2 separate regions of the Homo sapiens genome follow, and region 1 is linked to region 2. A link is a contact called in ENCODE Hi-C or POLR2A ChIA-PET data. All regions are on one chromosome and are shown on one strand. The core of a region is the stretch at or near the end of the contact, and the rest is flanking DNA. Distances in the headings are between cores, read along the strand shown. Region 1 overlaps RAB7A (RAB7A, member RAS oncogene family). Region 2 holds the start of TPRA1 (transmembrane protein adipocyte associated 1).

Region 1 (5,831 bases), core at 3,032-5,531, 1.2 Mb after region 2:
ACTTAGAACTTCAAGAAGTGAAAACATAGTATTGAAATAAGCTAAAGGAACAGTTAAACTGTAGATTAAATGGAGCTGAAAAAAGCAGTAAGCCGTAAGAGCTGAGCAAATTTTCTAAAAGAAGACTTAAAATTGTAGAAGACCGAAAAGCAAAATCTTAAGAGCAACTATAGAAAAAAAAGACATGACTTATAAAGGAACAACAGACTGACAAATTCTCAACAGAAGGCAGAAGGGAGTAGAATTACTTCAGGGAGCTGGGGTAAAGGCCCATCTGAAGATTCTCCATGTGTCACAGCAAGACTCAGACTGCCTTTTGCTGAGGGAAAATAGAACTTCTCCAGCTGAGCTGTGGTTTTGGTAGCCATGTGGGCCAGCGAATTCAGAAATCAGAGTTCGGCCCCTGCTGGGTCGGGGGTTGTCATAACAGTCCCGTCTGTACTACTAAGCTGGGACCTTGGGGCGCTGCACTCTTGAAGTAAACCCCATCAGGAGATCCACAGCGCACTGTGGGCTTCTCAAGAAGCCCAAATTCCAGGAAGGATAAATAAAAAGAATTCTGTGTAAGTCATAATGAAACTAAAAAAGAAAAAGGCTTAAAAATAGACTGAGGAAAACCTGACAAGCACAGCACTGAGGCTGTCAGGTGACTCTTGGCAGTAGCAGCAGAGCCCAGCAGGCAGTGGGGTATGTTGGGAAAGAGACGGGCAGCACAGTGTTCTGTCTCTGCTGAAATAACCCTCCTGAATGAAAGAGTACATCTTTAAGGGCTAGTGGCAGAAGTTCTAAAGGATAACTCCAGGCAGAAAGTGATTTCATGTAGATGAGGAAAGAGTGGAAAAAGATAACAAGTTCCCAAGAGATTGAAGCAAAAGGATGACCCTTGTGCTCTTGCAGCCAGCTTCAGATACTAGAAGTAAATGAAAATCATTGTCTCTGCACAAAGGCGTCATTATCCTGATCTTGAGGAATCCTCATGTGTTTTTCGAGGGCTTTTAGCAGCTTGCAGTAAAACATAATCAAAATAAAACAAGGCACCACAAGAAAGAACCAGTGGAAACTTCCCTGGTAATTCCAGAGTGTTTTTTGTATTTAAAGAAATAAGGAGGATACAGAGTTTCAGTTATATGAGATGAATAAATCCTAGAGATGTGTACAGCATAGTGCCTGTAGTTAACAATACTGTATTGTACACTTAAAAATTTGCATGCTGGATGCGGTGGCTCATGCCTGTAATCCTAGTGCTTTGGGAGGCCAAGAGAGGAGTTTGAGACTAGCCTGGGCAAAATAGCACATTTCATCTCTACAAAAAAATTTTTTGAAAGAATTTACTAAGAGGATCTTATTTTAAGTGTTCTTATCACAAAAAGTAATAATAAGAGGATGGGGGGAACCTTTTGATGAGTAGGTTTGTGGCCTACATTGTAGTGATGGTTTGTGTGCAGCCTTTGTATGTCAGCCATACCTCACTAAAGGGGCTTTGGTTAAAGATAAGATAATCGTTTATCTGCAGGGAAGAAACGAAACAGTTAACATTGATAGGGGGAGAAAATGAAGCACAATCAATGAAATTTGGAAATTCAGAGAATGCTGCTAAATCATAGCAGATTGGCCACACCAGAAAAGGGCTGGAAGAATGAAAGAAAAATGGCAGGAAATATGAAAGAAATAAGTGAAAGTGAGAAGGTTGGACCTACTTTTAATCAGTCTCAGAAGGTGTAAAGAGAGAATAATAGATCAAAGATGATATTTGCTGAGAATTTTCGAGAATTGGTGTGGCACCAATCCACTGACTCAAGAAGCCCAAATTCCAGGAAGGATAAATAAAAAGAATTCTGTGTAAGTCATAATGAAATTAAAAAAAAAAGACTTAAAAATAGACTGAGGAAAACCTGACAAGCACAGCACTGAGGCTGCCAGGTGACTCTTGGCAGTAGCAGCAGAGCCCAGCAGGCAGTGGGGTATGTTGAGAAAGAGATGGGCAGCACAGTGTTCTGTCTCTGCTGAAATAACCCTCCTGAATGAAAGAGTACATCTTTAAGGGCTAGTGGCAGAAGTTCTAAAGGATAACTCCAGGCAGAAAGTGATTTCATGAAGATAGGTCTGAAGGAAGAACACTTCAATAGTATACTTGTATCTATTTTTGGAATCGTGAGTATGTAACTTCCAAAGTAATATGAGGAAACAAAGATCAGAACTGTGTAATCTAATGTGTAGGGAAAGATTAGTGACTGCTGTGTTTCTTGTTTTTTAAAGTTCTCTATACTGTTCAGAAAGAATCTGAAATTGATTAGTATCTTAGATGGAATCAAATAGGCATGACAAATTTCCAGGGAACAGTTTATTGTGAGTTTGTGGTAGTTTAAACAGTGATATTAGTATAGTAATACACAGAGCACAGGAACAGAGGGCACAGGGTGCACCTCTCTGGTAATACATGGAGAGAAGGGTGTTGTAGGGTACATATTTTATTTTATTTTATTTATGTATGTATGTATTTATTTATTTATTTTTGAGATGGAGTCTCACTCTGTCGCCCAGGCTGGAGTGCAGTGGCGTGATCTTGGCTCACTGCAACCTCCGCCTCCTGGGTTCAAGCAATTCTGCCTCAGCCTCCCGAGTAGCTGGGACTACAGGTGTGTGCCACCACGCCCAGCTAATTTTTTGTATTCTTAGTAGAGATGGGGTTTCACCATGTTAGCCAGGATGGTCTTGATCTCTTGACCTCATGATCTGGCCGCCTCAGCCTCCCACGGCGCTGGGATTACAGGCGTGAGCTACCACACCCAGCCTATTTTTTATTTTTTTTGAGACAGGAGTCTCACTGTCGCCCAGGCTGGAGTGCAGTGGCCTGATCTCAGCTCACTGCAACCTCTGCCTCCCCGATTCAGGCAATTCTCCTGCCTCGGCCTCCCAAGTAGCTGGGATTACAGGCGCCTGCCACCACGCTTGGCTAATTTTTTGTATTTATTTTTAGTAGAAACGGGGTTTCACCATGTTGGCCAGGCTGGTCTCGAACTGCCGACCTCAGGTGATCCACCTACCTTGGCCTCCCAAAGTCCTGGGATTACAGGCATGAGCCACTGCGCTCAGCCAGTAGGGTAAATAAGTGGGACCAGGACAGGGCTTTACATTCTAGCTTGGGGGAACCAGAGGATTCAAGACCTGAAGGTGGAAAAAATACAAAGTGAAAACTTAAAAAATGAAAATAGTGAATACTTTTCACCTTTGGCATTTGAAAATACAGAAAGTACAAATCATAAAATGTTGAAGATTGATTAATAGATTACATTAAACATGTAAATAACAAGATTCCCAGACTAACAAGAACAAACCACACAAGCAGGTGACAAAGATGATAATGCCTAATAGTATCCAAGCAGTAGGTAACCTGGTGGATGCTAGAATATAGGGAGTGGAACAGCCTCTGGTTGATGGTAGGAGTGTAGTAATGAGTACAACCTTTTCAGTAGAAACTGCCACTCTGCTCCCCAGTGTTGAACATAGACATATGCAGCAATCCAGAGTTCTGAGTCTGAGTGTATGGCCTAGAGAAACTTATCTCTGGACATTATGAGAGAGTTGTAATGAGAGTTATCATTGCAGCCTTGCATGGGGAGTGAAAAACTGCAAATAACTCAAATGATCTGGGGAACTAAGTGAGTCTATTAAAGCAGTGGAATATTATATAACTGTTAACTTTTGGGAATGAAAAAAGACAAGTTGCAAAAAGCTGTACAGGATGATAATGTTTATGTAAGGCATCTCTTCAGGAGCATTTACTTGTGGTGAAGAAGGAAGAAAATGCAATGAGGGAAGGGTTAACTCTTGGAAAAAACGGATAAAAATAACAGTGTTAATTTTTGTCACATCAGAATATTGGGTAGACAGTTATAAGGGTATAATTTTAAATGGAGAAAACAAAACATTTTGAAACAAGCAGGCTGGCTGGTTTCCTGTTTTGATGTGGTCTAGAGAAAAAGAATAAAAGCCCCTTACTCAAGCTGTAGCTTACCTAACTTCCAAACAATCAGCAACAAAAAACCCCGAGAAACTGTTATCACAAGTTCCTGCTTCATGGGGCTAGGGACCTCCCTGGGCCCCCCCCCGCCCCCAGCATGTGCAGTTAGACTTCAACTTCAACTTATAGTTACCTTTTCCTCATTTTAATGCCAAAAGTCACACCCAGGATGGAGATTTAACCTGCTAGTGCTACACGCAATTTCTGAAGAAGCATGTTTAGCCACTGTGCATGCACTAGAAAAACCCCTCCTATATACATATCCTGACATCACCCCTCCCCACAGGAAAGCCCTTTAAAGTTAACTCCCACACTGCTTTCAGAGAACAGCTGCCCCTTTCCTTTTGCAGTGCTAGCTCACTATGCATAAGCTAATACACTTTCACTTTCTCTTTGCTATTGTGTCTGGTGATCTCTCTTGATTTCTATCATGGAAGATTCCAAGAACCCAGGTCGCTGTTAACAATTTCAATTAAAATATTAAAAAATTTAAAAATCACAGTCAGCCATAGGACTGTACTTGTTGATGTTTTGATAAATATGGCCTTTACTTTTGTAAATTCAAAGTTAAATTAATTTTGGTAACTTTCTAGGAACCCGTCAACTTGTTGACTTCTTTTTGATGTATTACTTTGCCTTCTCTGTGTATCTGAGTTCCAGATGATGAATTGGTTCCACCTAACAGTAACAGAGTTCTTATGTAATTTTGCTTGTAGGAGTCTATCTGAAAAAAGCCATTTGACATACAGAGAAAGCTCTCTATGCTAATGTTCATTGCTGAGTTGTTTATAATGATAGGAAATTGTCAGCAATATTTTCTTAAAAATAGGAATCGATGGTTCACTAAATCTGTTGGGCAGCAGTAAAGTCCAGTGAACCTGCTCTCCCATGTCACCCCATCTGCTGTTGCCAGAGTGCCCTAGTGCGTGACGGGGTAGAGGGGAGGAACTTGGGAGAATGTGGAGAGTATCACATGTGCAGTCTAGGAGTGCAGTCTAGGATTTCAGCTACAGAAAACCTCCGCGCATATGACTAGAACAAGACATGAACTCCTTCCTGTGTGGGAGGATGCCAAGTGTTCTTTTGTTTGTTTGTTTGTTTGTTTGTTTGAGAATGGGGTCACTTCTCCACTGACAGAGATGCATACATATTCCATGTAGAACATTGGAGAACCAGGAGAGCACAGGGATGAGTACCACCAGCAGTCCCGATCCTGTTTAGTCTACATGTGTGGACTTTGTTTATTGTATCTGGGCAAGGGAGCATTTAGTGCCCTAGCCTGCCGAGAGGCAGTGGAGTCATTAGAAATAAATTTGTCTTTTTTGCCCTTCATCCTTATATCTGAGTTGTTATCATGTTCGTCCGGCTCTGTTTGAGTGCCTGTTACGGATCTAGGGCAGTAAGTATACCCAGCCTTGCTCTTAAATCTAGCATGGCAGTGAATGAGGTGACCAGCTTAGAGCTGGGCGGTAGTACCTGGTTTAATCTTTACTCTGGTGTGTGTTCTCATTGTCTTTCTCTTGATCTCTTTTTGTCAAGAGTTTTTCATTTGTTTTGTTTTTTGAGGTATAATACAAATGAAATATAACATGCTAATCTTTTTTGTTGTTTAGGCAAACTTTTCTCTTTTTTTTGAGACAGAGTTTCGCTCTTATCACCCAGGCTGGAGGGCAATGGCACGATCTTGGCTCACCGCAACCTGCGCCTCCCAGGTTCAAGCAATTCTCCTGCCTCAGCCTCCCAAGTAGCTAGGATTACAGGCATGCACCACCATGCCTGGCTAATTTTGTATTTATAGTAGAGACAGGGT
Region 2 (6,197 bases), core at 2,254-4,753:
CTGTACCACCTTGACCTCACGCTCAGGTACCCGCCTCAGAGTAAAGCCGACGCGGAGGAGTGGAGAGCTGAGACACGGATGGAGACAGATCTTGATGAGCTCACTGGAGCCCCTGGATTCAGCCACATCCAAAGCCAGTCCTACCCGCTTGGACTTTTCAGTTATAAAACCCAACAAATCCCCTTTTCTGCCTAGGCCAGTTTGAGTCTGACTTCTCTAATTCACCAGTGAAAAACCTCCAGCTAACACAGATTTTGGAGTCAACAAGACGGGGCTGCACTGCTGGTTCTGCCACGTGCTTGCTGTGTGACCTGGGGTGAGTCACTCCCCCTCCAAGTATCATGGGGACAACATCTGCCTAATAAGGGTGCCGTAAGGATCAAACAAAACCAGGGATGTAAACATCTACAAAAGTGACACATGTACAAAGGTGGTTGCTGCTTTTCTTTTTTTTTTTTTTTTTTTGAGACAGAGTCTTGCTCTGTCGTCCAGGCTGGAGTGCAGTGGCGCGATGTCGGCTCACTGCAACCTCCACCTCCCGGGTTCAAGCAATTCTCCCACCTCAGCCTCCCAAGTTGCTGGGATTACCAGAGAAGAGACTGAAGGGCAAGGAGGGAAAGGAATTGGTTCCCAGGTCCATGGACCTCTTGTGAAGCCCCCATTGCTGTGGGGTCTGAGGAAACACAGAGGAGGTGTCAGCTGCTCTGCCTGCCCCCACTCCCCTGCCAACAACGTAGTAACCTCTGTGCCTAACCTCTGAGCCCTGGCCTCCAACCCTGGGAGGGAGGTACTTATGTTATCCGCATTGTGCACGTGGAGCTCAGAGGGGCAGCCACTTGCCAGGCCAGCAATCCAGGCTGTCTGTCTCCAGAGCCCAGGCCCCCAGTCAACAACTTGCCAGGTGCCCCTCTCCAGGCCTCGGCTTCTCCACCTGTGGGTCAAGAGCACCAGGCTTGTTCTAGAGCTATCTTCTCAGACCTGATGTGGGAAATACCCTGGTGTTGTTAACATGCAGATGCTGCTCCCAAGGGCAGGGGTAGGGCTGAACAGTCTGTGTTTCCCACAGGCTCCCAGGTGGTGCCCCTGCTGCTGCTACTTGATCCAGCAACCACACTGGGGTTATGGGGCTGCTGGCCATACCAGGATTGCCATTACGTATCAAAGCTTAGGAAATAACTGAAGCACTGACTTTTTTTTTTTTTTTTTTTTGAGACAGAGTCTCGCTTTGTCACCTAGGCTGGAGTGCAATGGTGCGATCTTGGGTCACTGCAACCTCCGCCTCCTGGATTCAAGCGATTCTCCCGCCTCAGCCTCCTGAGTAGCTGGGATTACAGGTGTGCACCACCACACCCGGCTAATTTTTGTATTTTTAGTAGAAATGGGGTTTCACCATGTTGGCCAAGCTGGTCTCAAACTCCTGACCTCAGATGATCCACCCACTTCAGCCTCCCAAAGTGCTACGATTACAGGCATGAGCCACTGCGCCTGGCCCGCACTGACTTTTAGTTAATAGGATGCACACTTCCTATGTGCAGACATGGTGCTCAGTGCTTTACACGTGGTGACACACTTAACAATGGCATCGCCTTCTAAGGGAGAGAGGACAATTACTGTCCCCTTATACAGAGGAGAGGAGAGGCAGAGAAGGGGTCAGTCCTCAGCCTTCTCTACTTAGTTCTCTTAGACTGATGCTCCCAAGCACTGACAAAGAAGTGGGAGGGGTTGGTCAGCTCACGATAGGGGCCTAAGGGTGGTGAGAAGGGGTGGTGAGAAGGGGTGGAGCCCAGGGGTGATTCTCAGAGGAGGAATTCCTGCGGTGCAGAGCACCCTGGGCAACCCCAGGCCTCCCAGGAACAGGGAAACTGGGACAGACTGTTTCTTCCACCTGGGAGGAGTCTCCCAGACTCACAACATTCCAGGGGCCTCTGCCTCCCTCCCTCCCACCCAGTTGAGGGACAGGATGCTGGCTAGGCTCAGGTCATGGTCACGCAATGCAGGACCCGCTGAGAACGACTGGGTAAGGCCTTCTCTCTCCTCTCTGGGACTCAGCTTTCCCTGCTCTCTCATCTGTGCAACAGGATTGACCAAACCCCACCCACAGCTACCGGATAGGAAACCCTGGGGAGAGGGGCCCTCAGTGCTTCCCACACCGACGGGTTGTTGAGCTTACAAACCCTAGGGCCTAAGGGTGGTGAGAAGGGGTGGAGCCCAGGGGTGACAAGGTGGGGAAGGCTCCATAGGGCAGAGGCCAAGTAAGTTACTTTGCTCTCCCCTGTTGTCCTTCGGCCTTGGGGCTGGCAGGCGTGTGGTCCCTGTCCTAAGCCGGAGACCCCAGTAAGATGGGGAGGCCTGGGCCCAATCTGACCTGCACCTTGCCCTCCCTGCTTGCCTTCCACCTGCTGAGCTGGTCCGTTCCTCAGGGCCTTTGGGCTGGCTCTCCCCCAGCTCTCTCCTGACACCTCCTCTGAGAAGCCTTCCCTTCTCAGCTGTCTCCAGCGCCCGAGCCGCGTCTGGGTATTTACTACTCTCTATCCCGGGAGTGCTCAGGACTCGGTCCCCTAGAACAAGGCCTGGCACGACACGAGCCCTCAACAGGTTGTTATGACGGGAACAACTGAATCTCCAGCACCGCCAAGCCCCGCTGGGGACTGGACGACCCTGCGGCCCCTCCTCACTGCAGAGAAGAGGGCAAAGCCAGCCCCCACCTGCATTCCCCGAGTCCAGAGGGAGCGGAGGCTTCGACATGGCCCCCTCACGGGGCAGCAAAGCCCCGAACCGGCGGCAGGCTTGGCTCAGGAGCACCTCGGCCGCTGCGGGCAGCCACCGTGGGGCTGGAGCCCGTGCCGCCACCCCGCGCCGGACCGGGTCGCCGAGGTCCGGATCTCCACCCGCACTGCCTCCAGCCGGGGCCGAGCCCGACGCCGCTACGTGCGGCTCCCTCCCGGGCCTCGCGTGCCCCCGCGCCCCGAGCGACTCCCGACTGCCCGGCACCCCTCCCGTGGGTTCCCACATCCAGGGCCTTCCCTCCCAAACGCCGCCTTGGCCGTCCGAGCTGCGCCCGAGCGGAAATGGGCCGCTCGCGGAGCAAGGAGGGGAACGGCGGCTGGGCTTCCCGCCGGGGCGAGGGACGGGGCTCCCCCTCTAGCTGCGGCAGGAGACGGGGAGAAGGCCCCTCCTTACCTGACAGCCCGGGCCGCGCTCAGGACCGGCCGCCCCGGCCGCCCCGGCCGCCCATCCGCCGCCACTGGGTGTGCGCGGATCCAGCACAGGCCGCGGGACTCCGGCCTCCAGCGCCAGACCAGGCGGCCTGGGCCGGGAAGCGTCGCGCAAGGACCGGGCGCGACCGGCTCCGTGGAATGAGGGCTAGGCAGGAAAGGCGAGGCGGGGTCAGCTCGCCGGGCCGCGGGTCTCGCGGACACCCTGCAGCCCTTCCCGACAGCGGCGACCGGGAAAGCAAGACCGTCTTTTTCGTCCAGCCCAAATTGCGAAAACGGCCACAGTCCCACAAGTCCCAGAGTCCCAGAGTCCCTGTTATCACTCAGGCCCGCCCTCTAACCTCCAGCAGCCTATAGGAATAAGTCATCACTGGGGGAAAAAAAAAAAAAAGTGGGAGAGACCAATCAAATTCCCAAGAGGCGGAGCAGCCCGCTGACCTCTTAAAGAGACAGCACAGAGGAGGTGCAGAGACAAGACGCTGCTTCACGGAAGAGAGAGGCCTGCGTTTCTCACTCGGAAAGCGGGCGGAATCGAAGACTGGAAAGCTGAGGACGCGCCACCTCTCGCCCTACGCGCCTTCCAGCTGGCAGCAGTTGTCAGTGGACCAGCTGGCGGCAGCCGCGCTCCACCTCCCGGCCTGGGCCGCGGCCGGACCGTCGGGGCGGAGCCTCCGGGGACCGCCCCCTCGCGTGCGGGCGCTTCGGGCGCCCTGCAGGGGTGACCTGGGGTCAGCTTGGGGGAAGGCGTGTCGGGGACCCTCCCCGGCGCCACGCGCTCCAGCCGCGCCACGCCGCAGGGCCGCCGCCTCCCAGCGCCCTGCTCCACGCGGCGCCGCCATGCCTCGGGCACTCCTCTTAGCAACCCTGCTAGGCAGTCATTATAGTCACCTTTTACAGGGCCACCTGAGGCTTGGAGAGGTCAAATAACTTGACCAAAGCCGCGCAATGAGGAAGCGACACAGCCAGGACGCCTCTCCCCAACTCTAACTTCCACAGTTCTTCACGCCTGTTCCTCTGGAAAGCCCTCCCTGATTGCGCCTGTCTTATCCCCTGGCATCGATGCTGCATTCACCATACTCAAGCCATGCGGGTCTCTGTTTCTGTCCCTCGGCTGTTCCAAGCTTGTTCCTGCTCCTGGCTCTACACCTGTTCCCCCGCAGAGCTGGCTCCTTGCCACATCATGTCCTCTAGAGGGTTTTGTGGACACCCTCGCTGGAGCGGCTGTCCAGTCTCATTTCCTTCCGAGCATCTTAATTCTCACCTGATTGTTTTCATTTACCTGCCTCCCCGTCCAGTCTCCCCACCCTATTATAGAATTCCAGCGTCATGAGGATGGAGCCAAGAGAGCCAAGCTGCAGGATGTCCCCTGCAGCATCCTGAGGCTGACTCAGAGCCTCGTGCAGATTGTAGGCACTCAGTTATTACAGGCACCCCAAGACTCACACCTTGCGACAGCACCGCTGGGCTGGAATGAGATTGGGTCCCATTCTTCTCCTTGCTCCTGTCCTAAAAACACAGGGAGATTGGGGAAGAAACCACCTTGTGATCCTCTGGGACTTTCCCAGCCTGGACCACACCCAAATGTGCATACCTAAGTTTAGGCTTCTATATTCGCCAGAGAGGCTGGGCAATGCCGGCCTGCGTAATCACGAATGACCACAGCCACAATGAGCCGTGGGGAATCCAGTGGCTCCTCAAGTTCCTCCCAGAAAGTTATACACATCACTCTCACGCACATTCAATTGGCCACCGCTTCTAGCCTCCAGAGGGCAGGAAACTGCCACCCTACCATGTGCCAGGAAGTAGAAGTCATGGGACATGTGTGACCAGGCCTAATAACTACCCTCTGTAAGGTTCTTGTATCGGTTCGAACCCTGCGAGCGCGCCGACACACAACACGAGGCGGTGTGGAGCAACATGCTGTTTTTTTTTTTTTTTTTTTTTTTTTTTTTGAGACGGAGTCTCGCTCTGTCGCCCAGGTCGGACTGCGGACTGCAGTGGCGCAATCTCGGCTCACTGCAAGCTCCGCTTCCCGGGTTCACGCCATTCTCCTGCCTCAGCCTCCCGAGTAGCTGGGACTACAGGCGCCCGCCACCGCGCCCGGCTAATTTTTTGTATTTTTAGTAGAGACGGGGTTTCACCTTGTTAGCCAGGATGGTCTCGATCTCCTGACCTCATGATCCACCCGCCTCGGCCTCCCAAAGTGCTGGGATTACAGGCGTGAGCCACCGCGCCCGGCCGCAACATGCTGTTTTAATGAGCGCCTGGGTGCAGGTGGGCTGAGGCCTAAAATGGCATCAGCCCCAAGTGAGGACGCGGCAAAGGTTTTATAGTCTCCTGTAAACAGGAAGTGTCCTAGTCTGACGTAACTGCTACGTTGTACCCGGATGGACTCTTTCTCGATCTTCACGGGTACATGTCTTCCCACCACGGTAGGTGTCTTCCAGCCAGCTCTTGTCCTGCTTCTGCTATCTTGCTGGCACAAGTAGCCTTGCACCTTGGAACTGGGCCTGAGAAGGGAGGAGTTATTCATCTTAAGCTTTCAGGCCCCAGGAAGAATCTTAAACCCTCTATTTTTATTTTTCTGCCTTTTGAGACTTGGAGAATTCTGCATTTTCTTCTCTTGAGTTTTGAACCCCATATCTAAGTTTCTGTGGGATTTTGTTGTATTTGTGAAATAACCAAAGGTATCTGCCTTTGAGAGCTGAGGCAGTGGCTAATTCACTGCAGTATCCACTACACACAGGACAGAGCGTGGCATCTGCAACATTAAATGAATAGTAGCTTAATAAACAGATCTGACTCTCAGGTTCTTCATCACCCTACAGCAGGCTCAGGGGTGGCCACGGCTGACAGTAGGAGATGCTGCTACAGAACTGGGCTCCCTGATAGCCATGGGGATGACAGCAATCCCCAGATAACAGACGCCAGATGGTAGTGCTTAGGCGTGAGAAGCAAAGTGGGTGCAACTGTCATAGGACC

The links. A loop is a pair of places that touch in the nucleus more often than their neighbours do. ChIA-PET counts read pairs that join two places held with the same protein, here RNA polymerase II (POLR2A). Pooled maps may share reads with other maps.
Region 1: a loop to region 2 is called in a pooled map, with 7 times the contacts of the local background. The contact joins the enhancer-like site here to the promoter of TPRA1 in region 2. A Hi-C loop is called at or near these places in 6 of 50 pooled maps. POLR2A ChIA-PET finds 5 or more read pairs at or near these places in 2 of 52 experiments (activated CD4-positive, alpha-beta memory T cell and activated T-cell).

Annotation. Positions count from the first base shown.
Region 1 is chr3:128,800,015-128,805,845 of GRCh38, forward strand. The region is part of intron 3 of RAB7A (RAB7A, member RAS oncogene family); the gene reads left to right. Among named protein-coding and RNA genes, the nearest start is that of MIR12124, 44 kb to the right of the region's middle. RefSeq lists an enhancer at 4,390-4,509. Within about 2 kb of position 4,282, at least 14 of the 41 ENCODE cell types and tissues checked have a DNase peak (open chromatin) inside an H3K27ac peak, as active enhancers do.
Region 2 is chr3:127,587,230-127,593,426 of GRCh38, forward strand. TPRA1 (transmembrane protein adipocyte associated 1) reads right to left here and starts at 3,504. Exons shown (of 11, transcript NM_001136053.4): 1 at 3,181-3,504. RefSeq lists enhancers at 1,769-2,446, 2,447-3,123 and silencers at 2,857-3,326, 3,827-4,156.